3 separate regions of the Homo sapiens genome follow, and all the other regions are linked to region 2. A link is a loop called in an ENCODE intact Hi-C map of the cell type or tissue named here. Cell type or tissue: CD4-positive, alpha-beta T cell. All regions are shown on one strand. Links, peaks and the distances in the headings refer to the core of each region. The heading gives the core; the rest is flanking DNA.

Region 1 (10,416 bases), core at 2,643-7,642, 270 kb after region 2:
TTACAGGCGTGAGCCACCGCACCTGGCTGATGCTTCACTTGTTTGAGCCTCCGTTTCCTTGTCTGTAAAATGAGGTATGCAATGGTACTGCTTCATCAGGTGATCCGCCTGCCTCGGCCTCCCAAAGTGCTGGGATTACAGGCGTGAGCCACCGCGCCTGGCTGATGCTTCACTTGTTTGAGCCTCTGTTTCCTTGTCTGTAAAATGAGGTATGCAGTGGTACTGCTTTGTCAGGTTTGTTGTAGGATTAAATGAAAGACCGTGTTTTTACGCTGTCAGTACAGGGCCTGGCTCCTAGAAGGAACTCTGTGAATATTAACTTTCTCTTCTTCCTACCCTCTGCTCCTTTCCCCAGCCAGCTTGGCCACTGCAGCTGTAAATCATCCAGATAAACAAGAGCATTCTCCTCCCTCCCACCCCAGTACCAAACTGCTCATCACCTCCACCCACTAATGACCTGGCGATTGGCTTCTCGTTAAAGAAATGACAAAGAGGCCTCTGTGCTTTTAGCTGGGGTCTAATCAGGCTTAGCTCCGTCCCAGAGTCAGTGTGGAGTAGGAATTCCAGGTCCAGGGCGGTGTGGGGAGGGCGGGTGGTGGTGGGTAGGTGGGTGCTGGCTTGGTGTGGACAGCGAGCTCTGCCTCCCGGGCCCAGGGCTGCTGAAGGCCAGGAACTCTCAGGAAAGAGCTCTGTTATTGGGAGGAAAAACAGGGTTCCTACCTGCTGCCCAGGAGGCTGAGAGCCATGTGTGGGCTCAAGAGATCTTTGCTACCCTCCTGAGGTTGGGCTTTCTCATCTGTTTGAGAAGAATTATAGGCCGGGCACGGTGGCTCACGCCTGTAATCCCAGCACTTCGGGAGGCCGAGGAGGGCAGATCACCTGAAGTCAGGAGTTCAAGACCAGTCAGGCCAACATGGTGAAACCCCGTCTCTACTAAAAATACAAAAATTAGCCGGGCGCGGTGGCTCACGCCTGTAATCCCAGCACTTTGGGAGGCTGAGGAGGGCAGATCACCTGAAGTCAGGAGTTCAAGACCAGGCTGGCCAACAAGGTGAAACCTCGTCTCTACTAAAAATACAAAAATTAGCCGGGCCTGGTGGCGTGCACCTGTAATCCCAGCAACTTGGGAGACTGAGGCAGACAGGCATTACCTGCTTGAACCTGGGAGGCAGAGGTTGCAGTGAGCCGAAATCTCACCACTGCACTCCAGCCTGAGTGACAGAGACTCCATCTCAAAAAAAAACACCAAAAACGAAAAAAGATAATACTTCCCTTGTGGATTTGGTGTGAGGAAACAGCGAGAGAAACCAACAGTAGACTTCTGGTTGGGTGCGGTGGCTCCTGCCTGTCATCCCAGCACTTTGGGAGGCCAAGGCAGGAGGATTGCTTCAGGCCAGGAGTTTCAGACCAGCCTGGGCAACATAGCAAGACCCCGTCTCTAAAAAAAAAAAAAAATTAGCTGGGCATGGTGGTGCGTGCCTGTGATCCCAGCTAGAGCCCGAGAAGTCGAGGCTTCAGTGAGCCATGATTGAGCCACTGCATTCCAGCCTGGGTCACAGCGAGACCCTGCCTCAAAAAAAAAAAAAAAAGTATATTTCTAACACTGTGTAGGTGTCAATAAATGGCATCCATTACTACATTCCTATTGCTGCTATTATTATTGCTTTAATTATTATTGTCATCCTTGGAACCCAGTTACCAATCTTTCCGGCTCCCTTTGGTGACCTGTTCACCCTGCCTCCAGTGATGTGTAATGCCACATATCTACCAAGCCACCTCCAACCATTTCTGGGTAATGCCTGTCTGCCTGGGCAATCTTGCAGTCTCGTTTTTCATTTTCAGAATTCTGTTGGGTGTTCTTGGCCCTTTACACTTCCACAGGAATTTGATTATCCTTTCGCCTGGTCTATAACTCTTCTTCTGTGATTCTTTCATACCTCTTCTCCGTATTTTCTTTTCTTTTTTTTTTTTTTTATGAGACGGAGTCTCGCTCTGTCCCCCAGGCTGGAGTGCAGTGGCGCGATCTCAGCTCACTGCAAGCTCCGCCTTCCGGGTTCACGACATTCTCCTGCCTCAGCCTCCCGAGTAGCTGGGACTACAGGTGCCCGCCACCACCCCCGCCTAATTTTTAAAAATATTTTTAGTAGAGACGGGGTTTCACCATGTTAGCCATGATGGTCTCAATCTCCAGACCTTGTGATCTGCCCGCCTCGGCCTCCCAAAGTGCTGGGATTACAGGCTTGAGCCACTGCACCCGGCCTTTTTCCGTATTTTCTTGCTTGCTTTTTTTTTTTCCCCCTGAGACGGAGTCTCGCTGTCGCCCAGGCTGGAGTGCGGTGGCAAGATCTCAGCTCACTGCAATTTCTGCCTCCCAGGTTCAAGCAATTATCCTGCCTCAGCCTCCCAAGTAGCTGGGATTACAGGCATGTGCCACCACACCCGGCTAATTTTTGTATTTTTAGTAGACACGGGGTTTTACCACGTTGGCCAGGCTGGTCTCGAACTCCCGACCTTGTGATCCACCCACCTCGGCCTCCCAAAGTGCTGGGATTACAGGCGTGAGCCACCGTGCCTGACCCATATTTTCTTTCTCAAGGTGGCTTCCCTCATAGTGGCAAAAGGGCTGCAGGAGCTCTGGGACTCACGTGCATCCTCCATCATGAACAAGAGGAGAAGGGAACCACCCAGGAAGGTCGCTCCTAAAACCCTGACTCACAGACACTGAACTAACACATGTTTATGGTTGTCTTAAAGCAGTCGGTTTTGAGGTCACCTGTTCTTCACAAGACGTAATGAATGCAGCAGTTCAGGCTTTCCTGCAGTCGACTGAGTTCTCTGGTAACTGTGAGCAGGACTGATGCGTGCCACCTGCAGGCCCACCCATACGAACTTCCCACCCGAACCTCTGCAGCCTCCATGCCCGGTCCTCTTGGCCTCAGGTCCCCTAGGCCAGCCATGGGGGCCACAAGCTGAAGACGGCAGAGGTACAAGAGGAAGAAGTCTGGGGCCCTCAATCATGGCTGGGGGATTGCTGCCCAGGAATACCACCTGACCAGAGACACCACATGAATGATTCCATGAGCAGGAAATAAATCTTCATGTTTAAGCCACTGAGATTTGGGGATTTATCCATTACAGTACCTAAAGTCACCTTAAACTAATACTCTTTCTTTTTTTTTTTTTTTTTTTTTTGAGTCGGCGTCTTGCTCTGTGGCCCAGGCTGGAGTGCAGTGTCGAGATCCCGGTTCACTGCAACCTCCGCCTCCCGGGTTCAAGTGATTCTCCTGCCTCAGCTTCCTGAGTAACTGGGATTACAGTCATACGCTACCACACCTGGCTCATTTTTGTATTTTTAGGAGGGACAGGGTTTCACCATGTTGGTCAAGCTGGTCTCGAACTCCTGACCTCGTGATCCTCCCACCTCGGCCTCCCAAAGTGCTGGGATTATAGGCATGAGCCACTGCGCCCGGCCTAATACTCTTTCATACAGAATTTTTTTTCCCCCAGGCTGGATTGTAATGGCGTGATCTCGGTCACTGCAACCTCCACCTCCCCGGTTCAAGCGATTCTCCTGCCTCAGCCTCCCAAGTAGCTGGGACTACAGGCGTATGCCACCATGCCCAGCTAATTTTTGTATTTTTGGTAGAGATGGGTTTTCACCATGTTGCCCAGGCTGGTCTCAAACTCCTGACCTCAAGTGATCTGCCTGCCTCAGCCTCCCAAAGTGCTGGGACTACAGGCGTGAGCCACCTCACCCAGCCTCATATAGAACTTTAGAGAGAATTTTTAAAGCACTTTCATAAACTCCCTTTAAATTGGATCCTCCTAACTCCTTGTGAGGTAGATAGGGCAGAATGCTCTTTTATCAGTGAGGAGAACTGAGGCTCAGAGAGGCTAAGACGCTTGCTCAACGTCACACAGCTCATGGGTGGAGCAGGAAGACAGCGAAGCAGGTGGTAGGATAACCTAGTCCAAGCAGGTTAAGCTTGGAGGACAGAGACGAGGTGTATGATTCCTGAACCCACTACTTATTAATCAAGGGAACTTGGGCAAGTCGATCACTTCTCTTTTCATTTCTCCATCTGCAAAATGGGAACCGTAAGGACTAACTTTCAGAGCTGCCTGGGGAGGTTCGGGAGAGAATATATATACACACAAGATTCCTGGCACCCAATAGGCATTCAGTAACTATTTGGAGAGTTGATACAGCGTTTAGCACAGCTGGGCACACAGTCTCTCCATTGCCTTAGCCATGCGTATTATTACGTTTATATTTTATTTACATAGGAACATGTTACGGTTGATCACGCTCCAGACTGTCATTTCAACAAGGCCCTGAGAACTTGGGAGCCCCTCAGGCCTCCTGGAACCCGTCCGGGCTCCCCCAGACATGCCCAGCCCCCGCGCAGCATGCGGCCCGCCCCCCCCATAAATCAGGCCCCGCGACCTGTAATTAACAAGCCGCGGTCCCCATCCCAGGGGCTTCCTGCGCCCCCCCCCCGCCTCTCCAGGAGTGGGGCGGGGGCGGGGAGCTGGGGGGTCCCTCCACCGCCCCTGATTTATGGGCCTCTGTGTGAAGGAGATTTATGAGCTAAGACCGGGGCCGGGACGCGTCGGGAGGCGCCCCAGGGGAGGGACTCGGGGGTCGCCGCCGCCTGAATCCCGCCGCAAGTGGGGGTCGCGGGAGGGGCCGAGGCTGCGGACCCCGCTCCTGGCGCTTCCCTCGGCTCCAGCCTCCCAGGGTCGGGCTCTGAGCTGGGGCGCCCGCGTTGGGGGATTCTTCACGGTCCTTGTTATCCGTCGCCCCGTTTTCAGATGAGAAAACTGAGTCTCAGTAAGTTTCCCCTGACTGCAAAGCTTCCGTTCTCAATTACTTTATTTATTTAATTTTTTTTTTTTGAGGCGGAGTCTCGCTCGGTCTCCAGGCTGGAGTGCAGCGGCGCGATCTCGGCTCACTGCAAGCGCCGCCTCCCGGGTTCACGCCGTTCTCCTGCCTCAGCCTCCCCCGAGCAGCTGGGACTGCAGGCGCCCGTCACCACGCCGGGCTAATTTATTTTTGTATTTTATTTTTGTAGAGATGGGGGTGGGGTGGGTCTCATTTTGTGGGCCAGGCAGGTCTCGAACTCCGCCCGCCTCGCTTGGCAAAGCGCCGGGACTACAGGCTGAACCGCGTGCCCGGCGGGAACTGGGCTCCTCTCTTTGGCATCTCTCCCCACTCACTCCTTTTCTGTCCCTTTTGATCGGCTCCTCTTCTTCCGACAATCCCTTAAAGGTCAAATGTCTCCTTTCAGCTGCAGCTTCTCTCCCGACGTTCAGAGCCGTGTTCCCGTGTCCGGGTGACCGTTCCGCAGACATCTCCACCCAGTTCCCACACTCTGCTCCCTGGCTCCCCGGCTCCCCACCGGGGTGAACGAGCAAAGGAACAAAACCATCGCCCACCCTCCCACCGCCTCCCGCCATCATTGTGGCGGACTCAGAAGGGAACTTTTTATTCCTAGACTCCAAACCTTAGCAACTTTGGAAAGAGAAACGTGGGGCGTGAAGAACAAAAGTGGAACCCCGGCGCCCTCTTCTGGTCAGAAAGTGGAACTCCAGGCCGGGCGCGGTGGCTCACACCTGTAATCCCAGCACTTTGGGAGGCCTGGGCGGGCGGATCTCTTGAGGTCAGGAGTTCGAGACCAGCCTGGCCAACATGGCGAAATCCCGTCGCTACCAAAATACAAAAATTAGCCGGGCGTGGTGGCGGGCGCCTGTAATCCCAGCCACTTGGGAGGCTGAGCCAGGAGAATCGCTTGAACCTGGGAGGTGGAGGTTGCAGTGAGCCCAGATCACGTCACTGCACTCCAGCCTGGGCGACAGAGCAAGACTCCATCGTCTCAAAAAAAAAAGAAAAAAGTTGAACCCCATGAAGCGCTCAGTTCAGGCCTCTTGTTGGGCTAAGGCCCTGCTGCTTGGTGCTGTCCACCTGGGGCTGCCCCTGCAAAAGCTGAAGTTTTATGTCTTGTCATCTGTGCTGGGAGAGGAAGCTGCTCTTTTGCGCTGGTCAGGTTCTTCCTGCACTTCTCTTGGAGGACCTTCAGGTCTTCATCATGTACAACCCGCAGTTTCATTGCACGTAGCCCACCTCTCCTGTCTCAGAGGAAAAATTGATACCATCAGATGCGAACCCTCAGCTTCCTGCCTGGGCCCACAAAGAGATCTGTCTGCACCCATTTGCACGTCCTGCTGTCTGAAGATAACCCTGCTGCTGGGGCGGTGGGGGAAGCATCTCCACTCCCACCCTCACAGAAGGTACACTTTGAGCCGCTAGCTATTATTCCCTCTCTCCAGTTGCTTTTTGATCTTTCATGGGTTTTTGGGGGGTGTTTTTTTGTTTTTTGTTTTTGCTTTTTGAGACAGGGTCTTATTCTGTCACTGAGGCTGGGAGGCAGTAGCATAATCACAGCTCACTGCAGCCTCGACCTCCTGGGCTCAAGCAATCCTTCCACCTCAGCCTCCCGAGCAGCTGGGATTGCAGGCATGCGCCACCAAGCCCGGCTAATTTTTTGTATTTTCAGTAGAGATGGGATTTCACCATGTTGGCCAAGTTGGTCTCGAACTTCTGACCTCGTGATCCACCCACCTCCGCCTCCCAAAGTGCTGGGATTACAGACGTGAGTCGCCGCGACCGGCCACCCATTTTTTGTGCTTTAATGAACGTTATTTTTTAGAATGATTTTAGATGTACAGAAAAACTAGGCCGAGCGAGTGGCTCCTGCCTGTAATCTCAGCACTTTGGGAGCCTGAGGTGGGTGGATCACTGGAGGTCAGGAGTTTGAAACCAGCCTGGCGAACATGGTGAAACCCCGTCTTTACTAAAAATACAAAAAGTAGCCAGATGTGGTGGCACACACCTGTAATCCCAGCTACTTGGGAGGCTGAGGCAGGAGAATCGCATAAATCCAGGAGGTGGAGGTTGCAGTCAGTGGAGACTGTGTCATTGCAATCCAGCCTGGGGGACAAGAGTGAAACTTTGCCTCAAAAGAGAAAGAAAGAAAAAAAAAAGATGTACAGAAAAACTGAGAAGCGAATACCAAGAGTCCCCCATGTATCCTGAACCCATTTCCTTGTTATTAACATATCACATTACTGTAGTACATTTATTACAATTAACGAATCAATATTGTCATATCATTATTATTAAGAAACCCTGTCTCTACGAAAAATTAAAAAATTAGCTGGGGGTGGTGGTATGCATCTGTAGTCCCAGCTACTCAGGAGGTTGAGGTGGGAGGATCCCTTGAGCCCAGGAGTTTGAGGCTGCAGTAAGCAAAGATCACGTCACTGCACTCTAGCCTGGGCGACAAAGCGAGACCCAGTCTCTAAAAAGTAGAAATAGGCCGCACGCGGTGGCTCATGCCTGTAATCCCAGCACTTTGGGAGGCCGAGGCGGGTGGATCACCTGAGGTCAGGAGTTCAAGACCAGCCTGACCAACATGGCAAAAACCCGTCTCTGCTAAAAATACAAAATTCGCCGGGTTCGGTGGTGCATTCCTGTAATCCCAGCTACTTGGGAGGCTGAGGCAGGAGAATTGCTTGAACCTGGGAGGTGGAGGTTGCAGTGAGCCAAGATCGTGCCACTGCACTCCAGCCTGGATGACAGAGCAAGACTCCATCAAAAAAAAAAAAAAAAAAAGTAGAATTAAAAAAGGGGTTTCAGGCCTACAAGGAGTCAGAAAAATTTCCCTCATGTGCATGAAATTGAGGCAGGTGAACATGATCAAAGAGATCAGAACTGCCTCAGAGATAGGAGTCTGGCAGGTGAGGGAAAGGAAGAAGGAAGTGCTGGGCAGCCGGGGAAGCTTGGCGAGGGGTGGACTGGTGAGCATGGGGCGTCAGCCTTTGTCCCCCGACCCCCACCCGCACACATACAGCCGGATGGGCCCCGGCTCTGTGGCCTCCAACTCTCACCCTTGAAGCTGCTGCAGTGAGCGCCGGAGAAAGAAGCCAGGAAGGAAACTGCTCCCACCCAGCACCTCCACCCGCCAGGAGCTGGCCGGTGTGGTTTCCATTTCTGCTTGTTTTCCTGGCGTCCACCCTCCGTTCTCTCACTAAAGTGATCTCTCTTGGCCGGGTGCGGTGGCTCACGCCTGTAATCCCAGCAATTTTGGGAGGCTGAGGCGGGTGGATCACCTGAGGTCAGGAGTTCAAGACCAGCCTGACCAACATGGTGAAACCCCATATCTACTAAAAATACAAAAAGTAGCCGGGCATGGTGGTGGGCACCTGTAGCCCCAGCTACTCAGGAGGCTGAGGCAGGAGAATCGCTTGAACCCGGGAGGCGGAGCTTGCAGTGAGCTGAGATCGTGCCATTGCACTCCAGCCTGGGCGACAGAGTGAGACCCTGTCCAAAAAAAAAAAAAAAAAAAAAAAAAACAACTCCCTTTTCTGTTGGAGCATCTCCATTCCTTTGTCCTCAGCACTTCGAATGGGATTGGCTTATGCCTGTCGGAGACTCCCCTCTTGGCCACAGCACATGGTTCAGGGACAGGCAGTTGCCAGTCAGAGCCAGTAAGATACCCAGAGAATTTTGCTGGAGCTGCCAGGAATGAAATACCTCCTGCTTGTGTGGAAATTGACTGAATAGACTCACACCTGCTGGACATACATGAGCATGGCTCTAGCTCTGGGAAATGACTGTCCATCGAGCAACCGTGAAGACGGGAGCAGGTTGGAGAATGGAGCTATTTGCAACAAGAAAAGAGAGCCGGGAAATGTGTTAAGAGAAAAACCAGGCTCTTGGTTACATTGTTTGAACGCTAGATCTCACCACGCCTAAAGATCTATCCCAAAACTCTTCAGTTACATGGGCCAAAATACCCTCTTTATTATTGAAGCAGTGTATTGACCTGTTACTTAAGCCGTTGTTTGCAATGTGAGGAGTCTGAAGGAATACGGATGGTCAGAGTCCATTTAATGTGTATATCTTGATTGTAAGGCTTGATCTTTTTTTTTCTTTCTTTGTTTCTTTTTTTTTGGAGGTGGAGTCTTGCTCTGTCGCCCAAACCCAGGCTGGAGTGCAGTGGAGCCATCTTGGCTCAATGCAACCTCTGCCTCCCAGGTTCAAGCGATTCTCCCGCCTCAGCCCCCTGAGTAGCTGGGATTACAGGTACCCGCCACCATACCCAGCTAATTTTTGTGTTTTTAGTAGAGATGGGATTTCACCGTGTTAGCGCTTTTTCTTTCTTTTTGAGACAGGATCTGACTCTGCTGCCCAGGCTAGAGTGCAATGGTGTGATCACGGCTGTCACCTCTGCCTCCTGGCTCAAAGCAGCCCTCCCGCCTCAGCCTCATGAGTAGTTGGGACTGCAGACGCCTGCCACCACGCCTGGCTAATTTTTGTGTGTTTTGTAAAGACAGAGCTCACCATGTTGCCCAGGCTGGTCTTGAACTCCTGGGCTCAAGCAATCCCCTCACTTTGGCCTCCCAAAGTGCTGGGATTACAGGCGTGACGCACCACGCGTCCCCCCACCCCGCCTTAATCTTTATAAGGACCATGAGGTGCTTGGAAGATGCAGAGATAAACAAGGTGGAATTCTGTCGTTAAAGAGCCCCTTCTTAGTCAAAAGAAGGAGAGGAAGAATGGCTTGAACTTGAACTCTGCCTCTTTTGAAATGCAAATATCCCCAATTAGTGATGACACAGATTCTACAAAATCAATTAATAGACATATCCTTGGCAGCCCAGCTGTGAAAGCCTGTCTCAGGTCACTGCTGGAGAGGCTGCTGATACAAAAAATTGACATTTGATACTTTTGCTCTAAAGATTTGGGATTGAGTAAGTCAATGCGTTCATCAATGAAATAGCAGCCTTTGAAAAACGCACCGTCGTGGCTGGGTGCGGTGGCTCACGCCTGTAATCCCAGCACTTTGGGAGGCCAAAGTGGGCAGATCACGAGGTCAGGAGATCGAGACCGTCCTGGCTAACATGGTGAAATCCCGTCTCTACTAAAAATACAAAAAATTAGCTGGGCGTGGTGGCGGGCGCCTTTAGTCCCAGCTACTCGGGAGGCTGAGGCAGGAGAATGGCATGACTCAGGAGGCGGAGATTGCAGTGAGCCGAGATCGTGCCACTGCACTCTGGCCTGGGCGACAGAGCAAGACTCGTCTCAAAAAAAAAAAAAAAAAAAAAAAAAAAGAAAACCATCATTAAATGGGATTAGCAAAGCTTTATTATTTACGTATTTAATTTTATTTTTGAGATGGAGTTTCGCTCTTCTTGCCCAGGCTGGAGTGCAATGGTGCAATCTCGGCTCACTGCAACCTCTGCCTCTTGGGCTCAAGCAATTCTCTTGCCTCAGACTCCCAAGTAGCTGGGATTACAGGCGACCGCCAACACGCCTGGCTAATTTTTTTGTATTATTATTATTTTGAGACG
Region 2 (8,113 bases), core at 382-5,381:
GCATGGTGGCGGGCACCTGTCGTCCCAGTTGCTGGGGAGGCTGAGGCAGGAGAATGGCGTGAACTTGGGAGATGGAGCTTGCAGTGAGCCGAGATCGCGCTACTGCACTCCAGCCTGGCCAACAGAGCGAGACTCCCTCTCAAAAAAAAAAGAAAAAAAAAAAAAACTTCTCAGCTTTGGGAAATACTTTATGAGAGAGAGAAATTTATTATCTTTGTTATTTTTGTTAAGTAGATGCTATAAGTTTGTATCTCCTGAGCCCACATTAGTCAATGTAGAGGGACAGCTGAAAATTAAACTTTTGTTGTGGTTAATTAACACAGGAAATTGACTGCATTATAAATCTGTGAAGTGAGACTCACCAGTAGTGGATAGGTTCCATACACTGAACATTTCCAGTAATGATTTTGTTAAAACAAGCCAGAGGGAGATTGCACTGGAAGATTTAAGGAATGACAGCCGGGTATTCTGAGCGCTGGCTGTATTTTAGAGTCACTTGCAGAGATTTAAAAAAACAAAAAACAAATCTGTGCTGCCGTCACCTGCAGATATTCTCAGTCACTGGGTTTTAGTTGGAGTGACTCAAAAATCTGTGTTTTAAAAAGGTCTTCCCTGGTGATCTGGATGCTCACCCCAGGTTGAAAGTCTCTGTCTTCAACACGGTAAATATGTGCCTGCTCAGACAGTCTGGTGATACTTTCACACTGGCAAAATGGAAAACAAACCCTATCGGAGAAAATCACATAGAACTCTCCTCTGAGGCTAATGTAAACAGTTCTACATCTTGTTTATAACATTTTCCCATATTTGCTTTGTGCCATCAGCATCAAGATCTGGTATGGAGTGAATGCTAATGAAAGATCTGTTCTCCCCATCTCTCACTCCCTCTCCCACTCCCCTCCAACCCCAATTCCACAATTTCTCTCAGGATTACAAGGCAGAGGAAGACCCAGCAAAATTTAAATCTATCAAAACAGGCCGAGGACCCTTGGGCCCCAATTGGAAGGTACCATTCACACCTTCACTGCCAGGGGGCTGGGCAGCATGTGGGTGGGCCGCTCCCTGTGGAGGAGGGGCATGGCTGGGGTGAGCTGGGGACGGCCTGAGGTCTGCCCGTTGTTACTTGCGTACCCATGGGTATGTTTCTAATGCAGCAAGAGCTTGTAAACCAGAAGGACTGCCCATATATGTGTGCATACAAACTGGTGACCGTCAAGTTCAAGTGGTGGGGCCTGCAGAACAAAGTGGAGAACTTCATCCATAAGGTAAGTAGCTCGGCTGAGGCCTTCCCAGTGACTGCGTGTGTGTGTTGTGGGGGGGTGGTGGAGAACTTCATCCATAAGGTGAGTAGCTCGGCTGAGGCCTTCCCAGTGACTGCGTGTGTGTGCGGTGGGGGGTGGTGGAGAACTTCATCCATAAGGTAAGTAGCTCGGCTGAGGCCTTCCCAGTGACTGCGTGTGTGTGCGGTGGGGGGTGTTTGGCCCAGTGAAGAAGATGGCCCAGCCCATGTGGCCTGCATGACAGGGTTGCCAACATGAGCATACCTCACAGTTTGGCGGCTTCCCAGCTGCCCACCTTCCCTTGCACTGAAATGTCTTACGGTTTAATGCTGTCCTTCCAGGGACACCACATGTGACAGGGAAGGAAACTGAGGCAAAAGAAGGCCACAGGAAGGGACTTGCTATGACTGACCTACAGATAAAACTCAGTCTTTCTTTTCTTGCAGCTGAAAGGCAAGAGGTGCTGGGAGCCAGGTTGGCCGGTGCCCTGAATTACTCTGCTGGGCAGGTCTAAGGAGTTTTAGAGCCTTTTAATCCTCCGACATGTTTGAGCCTCACTTGGGCCATATTTCATAGCTGCTGGCCAGTTTTAATCTGGCATTAGACACCAGAGACAGGAAGAAATGTGGCAGTGGTTTGGGGCCCTTGGCTTGCCTAGGAGTTCATGGGCTGCTGTCTTGCTGGTGCTTTGGGCAGAGGGCCTAGTGTGAGGTAGGCATCCTTCTTTCTTGGGGGCTCCCTCCTATGTGAAGCCATACCTGTTAGACACGTGAAGGCAAAGGTCATTGACCCATGGCTGGTCCAGATAACCAGCCGGGCATTACTCCTCCTCCTGTCCGCCCGTCCCCAGTCTAGTGTGGGTATTCGTGTGGAGTGCATGGAGAGAAGGGCTGTGGCAGCAGCCTTTGCCTTCTGCGTTCTAACGTGGTTCCCTCCTTTCTATAGCAAGAGAGGCGTCTGTTTACAAACTTCCACAGGCAGCTGTTCTGTTGGCTCGATAAGTGGGTTGACCTGACCATGGACGACATTCGAAGGATGGAAGAAGAGACGAAGAGACAGCTGGATGAAGTAAGTGGGGGCTCTGGGGGCTCTCAATTAGATAAACAAACGAAGATTAAGGAGACTGTTTTGCTGGGGCGCTTCACCGAGAGCACCATCCTGTAGTTCTGGGAACACGTCAGTGTCTGCTACAGGGACGGTATCCTGGGCAGTACGTGGGCACTATACGGAAGAAAACAGCCTGTGCTCTTGAATTGACAGTTGAGTTGAAGTCTTGGCATACCCACAGAGACAAAAATGGCAGTATGTGCCGAATGCCAAGTGGGTAATACAGCTGCTACAGCGATGCTTCAGAGCCTGGTGGGAAAGAGCGTGCGGGGCTGCAGAGCTGGAGGTGACCCTGGGAGGAGGCAGGCTGGGCTGACCTGTGAATACCATGCACATTACCCACAGAGGACAGCCACAGCGCACGCAGGAGCTGACAGCTGGCGGCTGTCTACGGTCATTTTGAGCTATCAGAGTTGAGAGCTTTTGCTTTTCTTTTTTTGGTCTTGGCGTGGATCGCAGAAGGAGGGTTCCCTGTTCCTTAGGAGCCTAAAGACCCAGCACTTCTCATGCCTCATTTGGAGATGCTGATGCTTCCTTGAGAGGCCCACTCAGAGGAGATTGTCAGTTAGTAACATTCAAGCACTCACTGTGTGCCGTCTACCATTCTGAGGGCCTTTACCTACTGCAGTCTTCACGATACCCCATGAGGAGGCGCTGCTGCTCTCCCTACCCTCAGATGAGGAAGTGGAGGCTCTGAGAGCTCAATGCTGCGGTGCTCTGGGTCACACCGTCTTGCAGGTGATATGGTCAGAGTAAGAGCCCAGGACTCTCTGGCCCTGGAACCACAGCTCTTAATCACTCCCCTGTACTCCTCCCTCTAAATGCAATTTTGGGCCCTCCTGCCATCTTGGAGCTAAAAATATGATAAGGCAGGAAGCTCTGTTTCATAAGAACTGCCATCACTTCTCCCTCCTTGCCCCAGGTGGGGTTGGCATGGAGTTTGGGTATCCAGTAGAGGCATTGCTTTGCAACAGCCCACTCAGCTCTCCTGCAGGGCCTCAGGTGAGAGCCAGGCTTGGGCGCCCATGCTGCCCATGCTGCACGGACGGTGTCTGCTTCACCATGCTGGTCTAGGGCGAAAATTGGGTCCAGAAGTTCTTCCTCTGGAACCCCGCAGGGAACTGTTTTTACCATCCAGAATGACACTTTTCCTGGGCTGACTCACTGGTAAGTGGTGCACTGAGTTGGTTCCTCTTGAAGACAGATGTTTTGGTTATTCATTTAGCTACATTTAGCAGGGAAGTGGCAGGATTTCATTGGGGCACAGTCCCTGATTCTTTCGCTAAGGATCTTTAGGAAGGGGTAGACCTCAGTGTCCAGGGGTCTGGTGATTGTGACTGTGTAAGAGAAGCCTGAGGCTTTTGGTCACCCTAGTCCTGACAAAAAGAAAGGGAAAATGTTAACAAATGAGGAAACATGGAGACTTTCATTGGAGTTTTAGCCTGGAGCTTCAGCCATCCACTGCCTGACAAAGGCCAGCATGACGTATGTTGGGGTTCGTGGAAGTATTTGCTGTCCACCTTTCATTCCTTCGGGTAGAACTCAAATTCTTGGAGCTAGAAGAACTCTCCAGAGGATCTACTGGATCTGCTTTGTTCAGATCCAAACTTTGAGAGCCCTCAGTGTTAGAGAGTTATTTTTTAATCTCTCAGACCCTTTTGAAAATCTTTCTCGGCCAGGCACGGTGGCTCACACCTGTAATCCCAGCACTTTGGGAGGCTAAGGTGGGCAGATCACGAGGTCAGGAGTCTGAGACCAACTTGGCCAACATGGTGAAACCCTGTCTCTACTAAAAATAAAAAAAATTAGCCAGGCGTGGTGGCGGACACCTGTAATCCCAGCTGCTCAGGAGGCTGAGGCAGGAGAATCGCTTGAACCCAGGAGGCAGAGGTTGCAGTGAGCAGAGATCATGCCATTGCACTCCAGCCTGGGCGACAGAGCAAGACTCCGTCTCAAGGAAAAAAAGAAAAAGAAAAGAAAATCTTTCTCCATTCCATGGAGAATCATGCCAAAAGCTTAGGTGATCACTGTCCTCCAGGATAACTGCAAATAGAAGAAACTCTCTTTGGAATTAGAATTTTAAAACTCATCTGCAGTGGGAGAGAAAGCAAGTCCACCTCATTGTGGTACATGTTGTGGTCTCTTCAGCAACTGTGCAGGACCTTTGTGTGCTGACTACGCTTGATGTGGCTTGCCTTTTTATTTTTTTGTCTATCTAAAAATATATGTTTCATCAAAGTTATATTTTGTAGTTTTAAAACTCAGCATCCCAGGATTATGAGTCCCACCCCTCAGAAGCAGCCCCTTGTAATTCCGATGGTTGTTGCTTTTGTTAATTACTTCCATACTTTCAAATAATCTATGCTGATGCTCTTAGTAGTTCTTTTTTTTTTTTAAGAGGTGAGGTTGTGTTCTGTCACCCAAGCTGGAGTGCTTGGCGTCGTGCAGTGGCATGATCATAGCTCACTGCAGCCTCAAACTCCCAGGCTCAAAATCCTTTTAATTTTTCTTATTTATTTATTTTTTTTCTGAGACAGGCTCTCACTCTGTTGCCCAAGCTGGAGTGCAGTGGCACGATCTCGGCTCACTGCAAGCTCCACCTCCCTGGTTCACGCCATTCTCCTGCCTCAGCCTCCCCAGTAGCTGGGACTACAGGCGCCCGCTTGTACTCGGTAGTTACAGTGGGGGGAACCTCTACCTCAGGGTACTCGGTAGTTACATTCGGGGGCGGGAACCTCTACCTCAGGACTTCGAGTCTTTTTTTCACGGAGGCTTGTCACTTTCCCTATAGAGGACTCCCCTGTCTCTTGCTGTGGGAGACAGGCAGGCAGCCAGCATTCTGGAGGCCACACTGAGGAAGGGTCCCAGTGGGCTCATTGTGCCATTGATTCGCTTTAACTTTAATTCCGTCGTATTCTGCCTCTTGCCCACCTTCCCCCTAGCAGCACCTGGGGTCCTGAGGTCAGGGTTCCCTCAGCGCTTCAGAGAGTGAACCTCCTGGCTTTTGCTGTGAAGGAAAGGAGGGTGGTTGCTTGACTTCCAGAGCAGGAGAAGGGAACACCAGTTCCTAACCGTTCTCCATTTGGACTTTCAAAAAGTCACCAGTTTTGAGCCACACCTGGTACTCCCATCTGCAGCGGGACCTGGTGCTTCCAGTTCCTGAGCCTTTGCAGAACCTGCAGCTCCTTCTCCGCTCTCCATCCTCCAGGCACTTAGGTTCAGCTTTTGCTGCTCTGCAAATTAGCTACTGACTCTTCTGTCCTTTTTCCATCTCCCAAAAGGTTGTTAACTGGCTCTTACCTGCTGTGGTGTCCTCTGTTCCTGTTGTCTTCATAGTTTTTATCTTTTTAAATTCCTTTACTGTCATGTCATAGGGTTTGGGGGAGGAATAGAGATAGATGCCTGTCTTCCATGCACCGTGATGAACTGCACACTTGGAATAGGAATTATGACTGTTAGTCTCTAAGCCAGTACATAGTCGTCTAGTGCAGGCAGATTTTGTTTGTGAGTGATGAAGGGTCACTGCAAGGCCACAGTCATCACTGCTGTAACTCTAGTCCCTGTCCGGGCGGACCCACCATTCTTGAATGAGGCTTGAAGATTTGGGAAGCAAGGCATCGAGAGATTAGTTCTTCGCCCTAAAAAGAAAAAATTTCTGGAACTATGTGCCTGTAGGAAAGCAGTTTCTGTCTCTCTCTTTCTCCCCAACTTGCCTTTTTTCTCCCTTTCCCAAGCTCTTACTCTCTTAAGAGGCCCATAATCTGAAAAATGGAAGGAGGTATCTTAAAGGTCATTTGGTCCAATTATATGTTCAGTGCTTGAGTACTCTCTGAAGCTTCCCTACCAGCCTTTGCTTGATTACTGCCTGTAATGGGGAACTCACTGTCTCCCAAATATGGTAGTAATAAAAATATTTGTATTATTAATAGAAGCTAACATTTATTGAGGACTTCCTGTGTGCCTATCACGTATGCTAAGAGTTTCACATGTATTACATCACCCAGTTTTCATGGCAACCTGTAACACAGGTATTAGTTTCATTTTATAGATAAACTGTGGCTCACAGAAGTTGAGGACGTTTTATAATTCACTGAACAAGTACCTCTTGGCCTTTGGCCATTAACTCTTTAGATAATGAGATTCAGAAAAGAGAATTCACTTAAAAAATGTTAAGAAAACTTGTTTTCTTTTTTTTTTTTTCTTTTGAAACAGAGTCTCGCTCTGTCACCCAGGCTGGAGTACAGTGGTGCAATCTTGGCTCATTGCAACCTCCAACTCCCCAATTCAAGCAATTCTCATGTCACAGCCTCCTGAGTAGCTGGGACTACAGGTGCCCGCCACCACGCCTGGCTAATTTTTGTATTTTTAGTAGAGACAGGGTTTCCCCATGTTGCCCGGGCTGGTCTGGAACTCCTGAGCTCAGGTGACCCACCCGCCTCAGCCTCCCAAGGTGCTAGGATTACAGTTGTGAGCCACTGTGCCCAGCCAAGAATCTAAAATTTTATTTTATTTTTTTTGAGACAGAACCTTGCTGTGTCACCCAGGCTGGAGTGGAGTGGCGCCAGGCTGGAGTGCACTGGCACAATGTCAGCTCACAGCAACCTCCACCTCCCAGGTTCTAGCAATTCTCCTGCCTCAGCCTCCCAAGTAGCTGGGACTAGAGGCGCCCGCCACTACACGCCACTAATTTTCTATTTTTAATAGAGAGGGGGTTTCACCATGTTGGCCAGACTAGTCTCGAACTCCTGAGCTCAGGCAATGCACCTGCCTCGGCCTCCCAAAGTGCTGGGATTACAGGCATGAGCCACCATGCCCAGCCTCTAAAACTTTCATAGGAGCTGCAGAGGCTGCAGGATCCCTATATGTGAAGGATGACACTGCCCTCATGGAGTCTCTCTCTCTCTTTTTTTTTTTTTTTTTTTGAGATGGAGTCTTGCTCTGTCGCCCAGGCTGGACTGCAGTGGCGCAATCTCGGCTCACTGCAACCTCTGCCTCCCGGGTTCACACCATTCTCCTGCCTCAGCCTCCCAAGTAGCTGGGATTACAGGTGTGCGCCACCACGCCCAGCTAATTTTTGTATTTTTAGTAGAGATGGGGTTTCACCATGTTGGCCAGGATGGTCTTGAACTCCTGACCTCAGGTGATCCGCCTGCCTCGGCCTCCCAAAGTGTTGGGATTACAGGTGTGAGCCACCATGCCCAGCCACTCAGGGAGTCTTAATTCCCTCCAACCTGCTGGCAGTGATTGCAGACCATCTGGAACATCAGCCAACATCCCCAATTATGGAAGTAGCTTTGTTTTCTTTTCTTTTTTTTTTTTTTAAGAGAGACAGTCTCGCTCTGTGGCCTAGGCTAGAGTGCAGTGCTGTGATCATAGCTCACTGCAGCCTTCAACTTCTGGGCTCAAGTGATCCTCCCACGTTAAGCTCCTAAGTAGCTAGGACTTCAGGTCCCACCACTACACCTGACTAATTTTTTTAGAGACAAGATCTCAATATGTTGCTCAGGCTGGTCTTGAATTACTGGTCTCAAGTGATCCTCCCACCTTGGTTTCCCAAAGTGCTGGGATTACCATCATGAGCCACTATACCTGGCCCTGTTTTCTTTTTAAATACAGTTTAAGGCACGGTGGCTCAAAAGCCTGTAATCCTAGCACTTTGGGAGGCTAAAGTTGGGCTGATCACCTGAGGTCAGAAGTTCCAGACCAGCCTGGCCAACATGGAGAAA
Region 3 (10,416 bases), core at 392-5,391, 260 kb after region 2:
GCCCCACAGGGATGTGTCTTCAGCTGTCCTGGGAACTGAGCCCTCCGCTGCTTCTTCCAAAGCAAGCGTGTACTTCTTTCTTTCTGTTGGGAAATGCTGGACCTTAGGGCCCCCTATTACATCCCACCCAGACCCTGACCCCCAACCGCTGGGAGCATCCAGGCCAAAGCCTGGCTCCCGACTCCAGAAGGGAAGGGGAGATGTGAGCACCAGGGTAGCCCCTGGATCCTGCCTGGACCCTGCATGGACCAGCAGGGCCCCATGAGTAGGTTTCTACGTAGCTCACCACCAGGTGGGGAAGAGGATAAGGGGGAGTGTTGGGTCCACCTCATGCCCATCAGAACGATTCTGGGGTGCTAAAGAGCCGGTGGCAGAGAGCCCCTAGGTCAGCTGCTCCGGGCAGATGCCAGCTCGGAAGGGCCTCAGGCTGTTTGTCCTATCGGATTCTCCTCCTTTGTTCTCTCTTAGGTTTTCTCCCTCTGTCTCTGCCTTCTTCTCTATCCTCGGCATCTCTTTCTATATTCCTGACGCCCCTCCTTACATTGTTTTACAAGTGTGATCTGGAGCCGCCACGGATGTGTGTGTGTGGTTTGAAAGTGGTTGTATGAAATAGTTTAAAATCCTACGATCAGGCGGGATGCCATGGCTCATGCCCATAAACCCAGCACTTCGGGAGGCCGAGGCAGAAGGACTGCTTTAGCCCAGGAGTTTGACACCAGCCTGGGCAACATGGCAAAATCCCATCTCTACAAAAAATACAAAAAATATATGGGCGTGGTGGTACATGCCTGTAATCCCAGCTACTTGGGAGGCTGAGGGAGGAGAATCGCTTGAGCCTGGGAGGTCCAGGCTGCAGTGAGCCGAGATCCTGCCGCACAGCTCAGTGGGAGATATGGGGCTGAAAGGACACCTGGAAATGAATAAGATTTGAAAACTCAGCCGGGCACGGTGACTCATGCCTGTAATCCCAGCACTTTGGGAGGCTGAGGCAGGTGGATCACTTGAGGTCAGCAGTTCGAGACCAGCCTGGCCATCATGGCAAAACCCTGTCTCTACTAAAAATACAAAAATTAGCGTGGTGGTGGGTGCCTGTAACCACAGCTACTTTGGAGACTGAGGCAGGAGAATCACTTGAACCTGGGAAGAAGCGAACGTTGCAGTGAGCCAAGGTTGCACCACTGCACTCCAGCCTGGGTGACAGAATGAGACTCCAACTAAAAACAAACAAACAAACAAACAAATAAAAAACAATGTTTGTGGCTTTGGGAGAACTTTGCAGGTTTCATAAATTTGACTATATTAAATTAAGAATTTTGCTCAGGCTGGGCATGGTGGCTCACGCCTGTAATCCCAGCACTTTGGGAGGCCAAGGTGGGCAGATCACGAGGTCAGGAGATTGAGACCATCCTGACCAATGTGGTGAAACCCCGTCTCTACTAGAAATACAAAAATTAGCTGGGTGTGGTGGCACATGCCTGTAATCCCAGCTACTCAGGAGGCTGAGGCAGGAGAATTGCTTGAACCCGGGAGGCAGAGGTTGCAGTGAGTGGAGATCATGCCACTACACTCCAGCCTGGGTGACAGAGTGAGACTCCTCTCAAAAAAATAAAAGAGAGAGAGAGAGAGAATTGTGCTCAATAAAGGAAACCCATTGTTATTTGCAAAATGAAGACCTTGGGGAGCCGCCTCGTCCTCCTCTCAGTCCTCAGGGAGGCCAGGTGTGGGGCCTGGGAGCGAGCTGGGCTCCCCTGCTTATGAGCGTCCAGAAATACGATAATCCTGTATAACAGGAAAGCTCCTTCACAGGGTGGCTAGGTGGGTCCCTGAGACCCCTTAGGCTCCAAGCCGGTATCCAGTTGGGCAGAATGCCATGGTACAGCCTTGGAGCTGACCCCTGGGTGGAGGGACGACAGCTACCCAGCCCAATTCGGTAGCCCCTAGCCACATGTGGCTTCCGAGCCCTTGAAATGTGACTCATCCAAGTTGAGATGTAAAATACACACAAGACATCGAAAACTGGGTCCAAACACAAAAAGAATGGAAAATATCTCATTAATACTTTTTATTGATTGTATATTGAAAGGATAATATTTTGGATATATTGGGATAAATAAAACGTTATTAAAATCAACATTATTGATTTCATCTGCTTATTTTTACGTTCTAAAAATGTGCCTAGTAGAAAATTAAAAAAATTTTTTTTTGAGACAGAATCTCGCTCTGTCACCAAGCTGGAGTGCAGTGGCGCGATCTCGGCTCACTGCAACCTCCGCCTCCCAGGTTCAAGCGATTCTCCGGCCTCAGCCTCCTGAGTATCTGGGATTACAGGCATGCACCACCACGCCTGGCTAATTTTTGTATTTTTAGTAGAGATGGGGTTTTACCATGTTGGCCAGGCTGGTCCCAAACTCCTGAACTCAGGTGATTCACCCGCCTCTGCCTCCCAAAGTTCTGGGATTACAGGCATGAGCCACCGCGCCCGGCCTCAACACATGATTTTAAAAATTCATTTCATATAAAAATTGGGGTTTCAGGCTGGGCACGGTGGCTCACGAGATAGAGTCTTGCTCTGTTGCCCAGGCTGGAGTGCAGTGTTGTGATCTTGGCTCTAGGCTTGCTGCAACCTCTGCCTCCCGGGTTCAAGCGATTCTCCTACCTCAGCCTCCCGAGTAGCTGGGATTACAGGCATCCACCACCACGTCCGGCTAATTTTTGTATTTTTAGTAGAGACAGGGTTTCGCCATGTTGGCCAGGCTAGTCTTGAACTCCTGACCTCAGGTGATCTGCCCACCTCGGCCTCCCAAAGTGCAGGGATAACAGGCGTGAGCCACCGCACCCGGCTATATGTTAAATTCTTGATGGAATAAAAGGAGGAAAGAAAAAACTAAGAAGTCCCCAGAGTAGTCCCTGGCACGAGGTTGCCTGGGCGGGCTGGGGTCGGGGGTAATTAGGGACCCACGTTTGCTCCGCCCGTGTGGGATGCTGGAGTCTCAGCGCCACCTCGTGGCAGGTAGTGATGAGGGGAATGACCAGAGTGGAGGGAGCCCGAGGGAGGCAGCAGCGGATTTGGGCTCCCGGCGGTGACCCCAACCTTTGAGCACCCTACATGCGAGGGATGCTGAGAGAGGACAGGGATGTGAACAGTGCGGGGGAGTGGACCTGCCCATGAGGGGTCCTTTGGGGGGTGAGGTGGGGCGGGGAAGAAACCTCAGAAGCATAAGCAAGTTCAAGCCGAAGCCCAGGGGAAGGAGAAACATCCTCCTCATATCTCTGCCCCACAGCCCTTTCATCCTTGGCGTCTCACTGGGTGTCAGGAAACCCTACGGGGCTGACAGGGAAGGTGCAATTGAGCCAATTCCTCTTCTCACTGAAGCCTTCCTGGGCCCCGTTCAGGAGTTCTGCTCCAGGAGTGAGAGAGTAGCCTCCTGACATCTGTGTACACACACACACACACACACACTCTCACACACTCTCTCTCACACACACACTCTCACACTCTCATACACTCACCCCACACACTCTCACACACTCACACACTCACACACTCACCCCCACACACATTCACACACCCTCAGTCACCCCCACACACTCACACACACTCACACACTCACCCACACACCCCCCCCACACACACATTCACACACACTCACACACTCACACACTCGCCCCACACACATTCACACACCCTCACACTCAGTCACCCCACACACTCACACACACTCATACACTCACCCCCCACACACTCACACACTCACACACTCACCCCACACACATTCACACACCCTCACAATCACCCCCACACACTCACCCCCACACACATTCACACACCCTCACACACACACTCACACACTCACCCCCACACACATTCACACACCCTCACTCACACACACACAGTCACCCCCACACACATTCACTCACACACACTCGCACACTCATTCACACACACACACGCACGTCCTTTTGTAAAGTGTGATAAACATTGACGTAATCGTGCGCCCATCAGCAAGCACCCCAGAATTTCACATCCAGGGAGGCGGGTCCACCTGAAGGAACCCACTGGGGATGCGTCTCCTTTCTGTCCTTGCTCAAAACACATCCCTACTCCTCTTGGGAGTTTTCCTAAGGAGACTGATCTTGCACTTTTTTTTTTTTGACACCAAATCTCACTCTGTTGCCCAGGCTGGAGTGCAGTGGTGCTATCTCGGCTCACTGCAACCTCCGCCTTCTGGGTTTCAAGTGATTCTCCTGCCTCAGCCTCCTCCCAAGTAGCTGGGATTACAGGCTCCTGCCACCATGCCTGGCTAATTTTTGTTTGTTTAGTGGAGACGGGGTTTCGCCATGTTGGCTGGGCCTAATTTTTCACCTTTTAAAATAACAATGATGAAGACTCTAATGAAAATTAGGCCGGGCGCGGTGGCTCATTTCTGTAATCCCAGCACTTTGGGAGGCTGAGGCGGGCGGATCACGAGGTCGGGAGACCATCCTGGCTAACACAGTGAAACCCCGTCTCTACTAAAAATATGAAAAAAAATGATCCGGGCGTGGTGGCGGGCGCCTGTAGTCCCAGCTACTCGGGAGGCTGAGGCAGGAGAATGGCGTGAACCCGGGAGGCAGAGCTTGCAGTGAGCCAAGATCACGCCACTGCACTCCAGCCTGGGCGACAGAGCGAGACTCCATCTCAAAAAAAAAAAAAAAAAAAAAAAAAAGAAAGAAAAAAAGAAAGAAAATTAAGGCCAGGCCCCTCATACCTGTAATGCCAGCACTTTGGGAGGCTAAGGCAGGAGGATCACTTGAGCCCCAGGTATTTGAGACCAGCCTGGGCAACATGGCAAAACCCCATCTTTACAAAAAATACAAAAATTAGCCGGCATGGTGGCACACGCCTGTATTCTCAGCTACTAGGAAGGCTGAGGTGGGAGGATCACGTGAGCCCAGGAGGTCAAGGCTACAGTGAGCCATGGCTTGGCGGCTCTGTCTTACACGTGCGTCTTTCCTTCCTGGCATTTTCCTTTCTCTATGCATTTCATGCCTATCATTGTGCCTTTTAAACAATATTTGGGCAAACCCATGTGATCTCAGTGGAAACCACCATTTTTTAATAATCATAAAATCTTTTCTTCACCACATATAAGTCATCTTGGAGAATGGACACGATCTTGGGAAGCAGACAGAAAAATCAAGCAAGGGTTCCAGAAAACCTCAACAGCACGTAACGGAGGCTACACAGGCCCAGGATCCCCTGCGGCATCAGAGAGATGAGGAAGCACCTGTTAGGTTGATACGTATATAGATACCCACACAAATATCCACGCAGCCACACATCTATGTGAGCACACACAAAATATGTACATATCACAAACTCAGAATCCTAGGCAAACATACAGCACCCAAACACACAGCCCCGGAAAAACCATGCTAGCAGCCAATGTGTCCCAGACTTTACAGTTGATAAAACAGCTTCCCATGCATTCTCTCCTTGTAACAACCTTGTGAACTGAATATGTCTGAACAGCCTCCACTCAGTCAGCGTTTACGTGGGCCAAGCACTGTGCTAGTGCTTTAAATGCATCCTCCCATTTACTCTCCAAAACAGCCTATGAAGTAAGTACTTATTCTAGCCCATTATACAGACGGGAACACCGAGGCTCAAAGCCGCCAGGTGATTGGCCCAAGATCACTCAGCTGGTCAGTGAGGAGCTGGAAGTCCAGAACTGTGACATCCCTGCCACTGAACTCATGGGGCTGCCGCATCAGGATTCTGCCTGCAGGGGTGTCCTTGCTATTTCCAGGCTGAGAGTGTGATAGGATGGGGGAGAAGAACCTTTCTTTCTTTTTCTTTTCTTTTTTTTTTTTTTTGAGAGAATCTCGCTCTTTTGGCCAGGCTGGAGTGCAGTGGCGCGCGATCTCGGCTCACTGCAACCTCTGCCTCCCGGGATCAAGCAATTCTTATGCCTCATCCTCCCGAGTAGCTGGGATTACAGGTGCATGCGCTACCACACCCAGCTAATTTTTGTATTTTTAGTAGAGATGGGGTTTCACCATGTTAGCCAGGCTGGTCTTGAACTCCTGACCTCAGGTGATCCACCTGCCTCTGGGCCTCCCACAGTGCTGAGATGACAGGCGCGAGCCACCACACCCGGCCCCCTTACTTCTTTCAGTTCTGGAATTTAGCAAAGTAGGACTTGCTGGTCCTTATATTGTGTTTCCAGAGGATAAATACCTGAGGCTGAAACATGGCTACAGCCTTGTCCAAGCTGGTTTCTCACAGGATCCTTATAGTACACAAACATGACAGCTTGTGAACACCTTCTGTTTGCCAGAAACGGTCCATTACGAACCACTTACAATCCTCACAGCCATCCTGGAATCATTCATGTCAGAGGGGAGGAACTAGAGGCTGAGAGAGGCGGCTGAGCAGGGGCTGGACCAGGGCAGGCCTGGCTCTTTCCTTCTCACTGGCAGCCCGTGGCACTGTGGGGCTCGGCGGGCAGGGCTGGGGCCAGCATCTCCTGCGTTGCTGCTCCTGGCTAGACCCACGTCCGCTCTCAATAGAGTCAAAGCCTTCCCGTGGTCTGTGTCACAGCCTCCCTGCGCAATTGGGAACCCTAAGGGCTGTGGCTGGGGACAGGATGCTCAGCGTGCCAGCCAGGGCTGGGGTTTGCAGACAGCAGAGGCACTTTTAACTGTAGAGGTGAGCCTCACCCCACGTGCTCTGGGAAACTCTCCCTGGGTTTACGCCTAATGGCGTTTCTCTAGCTTCTGTGGGATCCGCACTCTGAGCTAGCTGTGGGGAACCCTTCCCTCTCCTGTTGGCAAGAGCCCAGCGCTCCCCCAGCACCTCTGGGCTCTGGCCCAGCAGGCAGCCCTTGCAATATTAGACCCTTACCCTGAGCCGGGCCAGACACCAGCTCATCTCAGATGCAGGGCAGCTCTCTGGACAAAACTCTCGGGGCAGCTGGCTGTGTCTCTCACTAGCTCAGCAGGCTTGGCCTGAGGCCCCTCTGCCCTCACTCAACCCCCTCCCCAGAATCCTTCCTGGGTTCCAAGTCGGCCCCTCATTATGGGGGCCCTGGCCCACGGTTCCCTGGGAGCTCTTCCTGCCTGTCGCTCGGGGTACATGCACGCAGGACTTACCGGCCCCCAATCCTAGCCCTGCCCTTGGCCTCCTTCCCTGAGACCTGGCCAGAGTCCCCCTTCACTGTGGCTGCTTCCAGGCAGCTCTGCAGGGAGGTCCAGAGACGGGGCTGACCCCATCCTTAGACTCCCAGGCCCCGTGACCCCTCTCCTGATATCCTCTTCCACCCCAGGGGACTCAGGGAGGAGGGGTCTCTGGATGTCTCTTTCCTCCCCTTGGGCTCCCACAGTGCTCAGCCACACCTGGGGTCTTGCCATGAATGAGTTCCCCCAGGCGCCTACCTGTGGGCCTTAGGCCCCGCCCAGCATTCCAAGGAGAGCCCCCAGCCCTCAGGCGTTCCTGCCACCCTGGGCCACGGGGCCCACTGGAGTCGTGGTATCGGAGAGAAATGAGTTTTTCCTTTTATTTGGCTGCTGCCCCTGCCTGCCTCTCCCGGATCCTGCCTCTCCCGGATCAGGCTTGGGCAGCAGCGCAGGCAGGGAAGGGGACTCCGCACTCATGTGCCCACGAGACCACAGCAGGCCCCACCCGCATTCCCACGCTCCCACACCTCCTGCCTCAAAGCCCTCACTCTCCTAAAAGCATCGAGAACACACAGGGCTCGGAGGCGCAGGAGTGCGAAGGCGGCATTCCAAGACGAGTTCGAGTCCAAGATGAGTTCAGGATCCTGAGCCTTTCTGGCAACTGCCTCCCTAGGCTGGGATGTGGGGGCGCAGCCCCAGGCCCCGGAGCTCCTTCTCTCTGCCCCAGGCTGGGATGTGGGGGCGCAACCCCGGGTCCCGGAGCTCCTTCTCTCTGGCGAGCTCCTTCTCTTCCACGCCAGGTCTCAGCCGGTCCAGTTCTGCTCTGTCCAAGACGCCTTTGCAGTCCCGGGTTTTATAGTCCAGCTGCCAGCCCGGCCTCCCTGCAGCCCAGCCGGTGCCTCGAGGCCGGTCAGGAGCGCGGATGGCCCATCCCGGGGGCGGATCGCAGGTAGCCCCGCGGCCAGGGAGGCGGCCCGGCAGAGGAAGCCCCCGGACAGCGGCGCCAGCTTCCCCCGGAGGCCTGTGCTAGGCCCGGCCCCTCGGCCACCGCACTGGGCCGTGCCAGGGGCGCGTGCGGGGGGCACGAGGCGCAGCGGGGCGCGGACGGCACCGAGGGGCGGGCGGCGTCTGGGCGCGCGAGGCTGGGCCCTGCAGGCGGCGGGGGGCTGGCGCCTGTGTCCCCGGTGTCCCCGCGCGCGGCCGGGCCGTGGCACTCCAGGTGTCCGCAGGGCCCGCGGGGCGCGGGGCTGGCGCGCAGGACCAGGGAGAGCGCGGCGATGCGGTGGATGGCCCTGCGCAGCGTGGCGATCTTGGAGAGCCTCTTGCCGCCCAGGTCGTGCCGCAGCGCCCGGCGCAGCGCGTTGAAGGCCTCGTTGTAGTCTAGGATGCGCTTGCGCTCCCGCACGTTGGCGGCCATGCGCCGCGCCTTGGACCGCACCGGCCGCGCGCGCCTCCTGCCCGCCGGCTCCTCCGCCTCGCCCCGGCTGCAGGAAGCGCCGTTCGCCCCCAGCACCCCCGAATCGCCCCCGGGCTCGGGGCAGGGGCCCCCCAAGTCCTCCGCAGAGTCCTCGGCCCCCTTCCGCGCCGTGAGGCCTAGTCCTGGCGCGCCCCGCAGCATGGCCTTCCCGGGCACTCGCCCTCTGCCCCAGCCCCGGCCCTCTGCCCTCTGCCCTCTGCCCACTGCCTTGGCCCGGCTCGCGACGCGGACGGTCCCCGGCTCCTGGGGCTGGACACTCCCGAGACAGGCCCCTTCCAGCTGGGCTTTATGGCACCACGCGGCGCCCCGCCCTCCCGTCCATCCATCTCCCTCCTCCTGCTTTATTATCGGCCTCCAGGTAGGTCGGCGGGGGAGGAACCGAGGGGAAGAAGGAAAGCAAGGAGGGAAGCTTGCAGGTTCTTGTAAGCGGGGACCAGACGGGCAGCCCGGCCACGCTGCCCCGGGGACCTTGCCCTGCCTAGCTCTGGGGCCGCTGTGGGGTGTCTGGGTTCCACATTCTTCCTCCCCATTCCCAGATAAGGTGCTAAGTTTGGCTTCTAGCAGGAGAGCTGATAGGAATAAAAAGAGGCAGAGGGCCGGGCACTGGGGCTCACGCCTGTCATCCCAGCAGTTTGGGAGGCCGAGGCGGGCGGATCACTTGAGTTCAGGAGTTCGAGACCAGCCTGGCCAACAGAGTATATAAAACCCCGTCTACTAAAAACACAAAAATTAGCCGGGCGTGGTGGCAGGCGCCTGTAATCCCAGTTACTCGGGAGGCTGAGGCAGGAGAATGGCTTGAGCCCAGGAGCTGGAGGTTGCAGTGAGCCGAGATCGCACCACTGCACTCTAGCCTGGGAGACAGAACGAGACTCCGTCTCAGAAAAACAACAACAAAAACAACAACAAAACCTTGAAAGTTCTTGTCAAGTCCCGTGGGCAACCACAGAGATGTCACTGAGGAAAAGCATGAGTGTCCCGGCAGGACTCATATGGGAGGCGCAGGGCCCTGCAGGTAAAGCTGACCCAGAGCTTCCGGCTTTTTCAGCTATGGAGGGCGGCTGGCTGCAATTGGGGTTCGGGTTTTGGTTGGGCCTGACTCTCCCTCCACTGCCCTTTGACTCCCCTTCTGCAGGCAGAGCTGGGATGAGTCAGCAGCAGAGGGTGACGGGGAAGATCCCTTTGCAGCCCTGGGTCCACATCAGGGGCATCTTTGGGGTCCAGAGCCCTCGGGCAGCCCCATCTTGTGACACAGCCCTGCCAGGTTATGAACTCAATGAGCAGCCTCTGTCCTCTTCCCCCAGGGATTTGCATTTGAAAGAGGGTCTCAGAAAAAAGATGATGTTTATTCCCAAAGAAAGACCCCCAGTAGAATTTCCGGCATCCACAGCTGAGTTATTTGGAGCGCCTGAAGGCCACTCATTCCCAGTCACAATCCAAATGCCTCTAAGATGCCAAGGCCTATGGCATTGGAATGGGTGTGTGGTTCACATCCATCTCGCCAAAAGAGCATTGCCAATAACCCCATTATTTCAAACTGTGAATTTCTCCATAAAAGAAAATAATAAGGCATTAGGAAGCAGAGTGTATGTATTTACTTCTGTGATTGTCTGCCTTGCCCACTAGGATGAAAGCATCCTAAGGACATCTGTATTTCCCAGGTTCTATGTCCCCCAAATCTGCAATATATGTCGAATTATAAAACAGCTAGAGGCCGGGCGCAGTGGCTCACGCCTGTAATCCCAGTACTTTGGGAGGCCGAGGTGGGCGGATCACTTGAGGTC

What was found. Hi-C counts contacts between places; a loop is a spot of excess contacts. Peaks named below come from ENCODE experiments on the same cell type or tissue, not always from the same donor. Only the 100,000 strongest peaks of a DNase experiment are listed, where the experiment ranks them.
Region 1: a loop joins it to region 2, with 4 times the contacts of the local background. A loop is called at or near these places in 6 of 110 quality-filtered maps.
Region 3: it touches region 2 in a loop (7-fold over the local background); 12 of 110 quality-filtered maps call a loop at or near these places.

Annotation. Positions count from the first base shown.
Region 1 is chr17:1,254,435-1,264,850 of GRCh38, reverse strand. No RefSeq gene overlaps it. Among named protein-coding and RNA genes, the nearest start is that of BHLHA9, 11 kb to the left of the region's middle. RefSeq lists a silencer at 861-1,036. In CD4-positive, alpha-beta T cell, for the core only: CTCF peaks have their summits at 5,365 and 5,565 (motif pointing left); DNase peaks (open chromatin) are centred at 4,890, 5,560 and 6,140; H3K4me3 peaks cover 916 bases; H3K27me3 peaks cover 1,647 bases.
Region 2 is chr17:1,528,334-1,536,446 of GRCh38, reverse strand. It overlaps PITPNA (phosphatidylinositol transfer protein alpha), which reads left to right. Exons shown (of 12, transcript NM_006224.4): 8 at 929-1,006; 9 at 1,155-1,265; 10 at 2,226-2,348. Among named protein-coding and RNA genes, the nearest start is that of PITPNA-AS1, 15 kb to the right of the region's middle. RefSeq lists an enhancer at 1,289-1,789. In CD4-positive, alpha-beta T cell, for the core only: a CTCF peak has its summit at 3,049; a DNase peak (open chromatin) is centred at 3,046; H3K27ac peaks cover 354 bases.
Region 3 is chr17:1,268,924-1,279,339 of GRCh38, reverse strand. BHLHA9 (basic helix-loop-helix family member a9) reads right to left here and starts at 8,896. Exons shown (of 1, transcript NM_001164405.2): 1 at 7,525-8,896. The coding sequence starts at 8,776. The coding sequence ends at 8,069. RefSeq lists enhancers at 7,744-8,494, 10,099-10,416. In CD4-positive, alpha-beta T cell, for the core only: CTCF peaks have their summits at 2,776 and 2,984 (motif pointing left); a DNase peak (open chromatin) is centred at 2,989; H3K27me3 peaks cover 314 bases.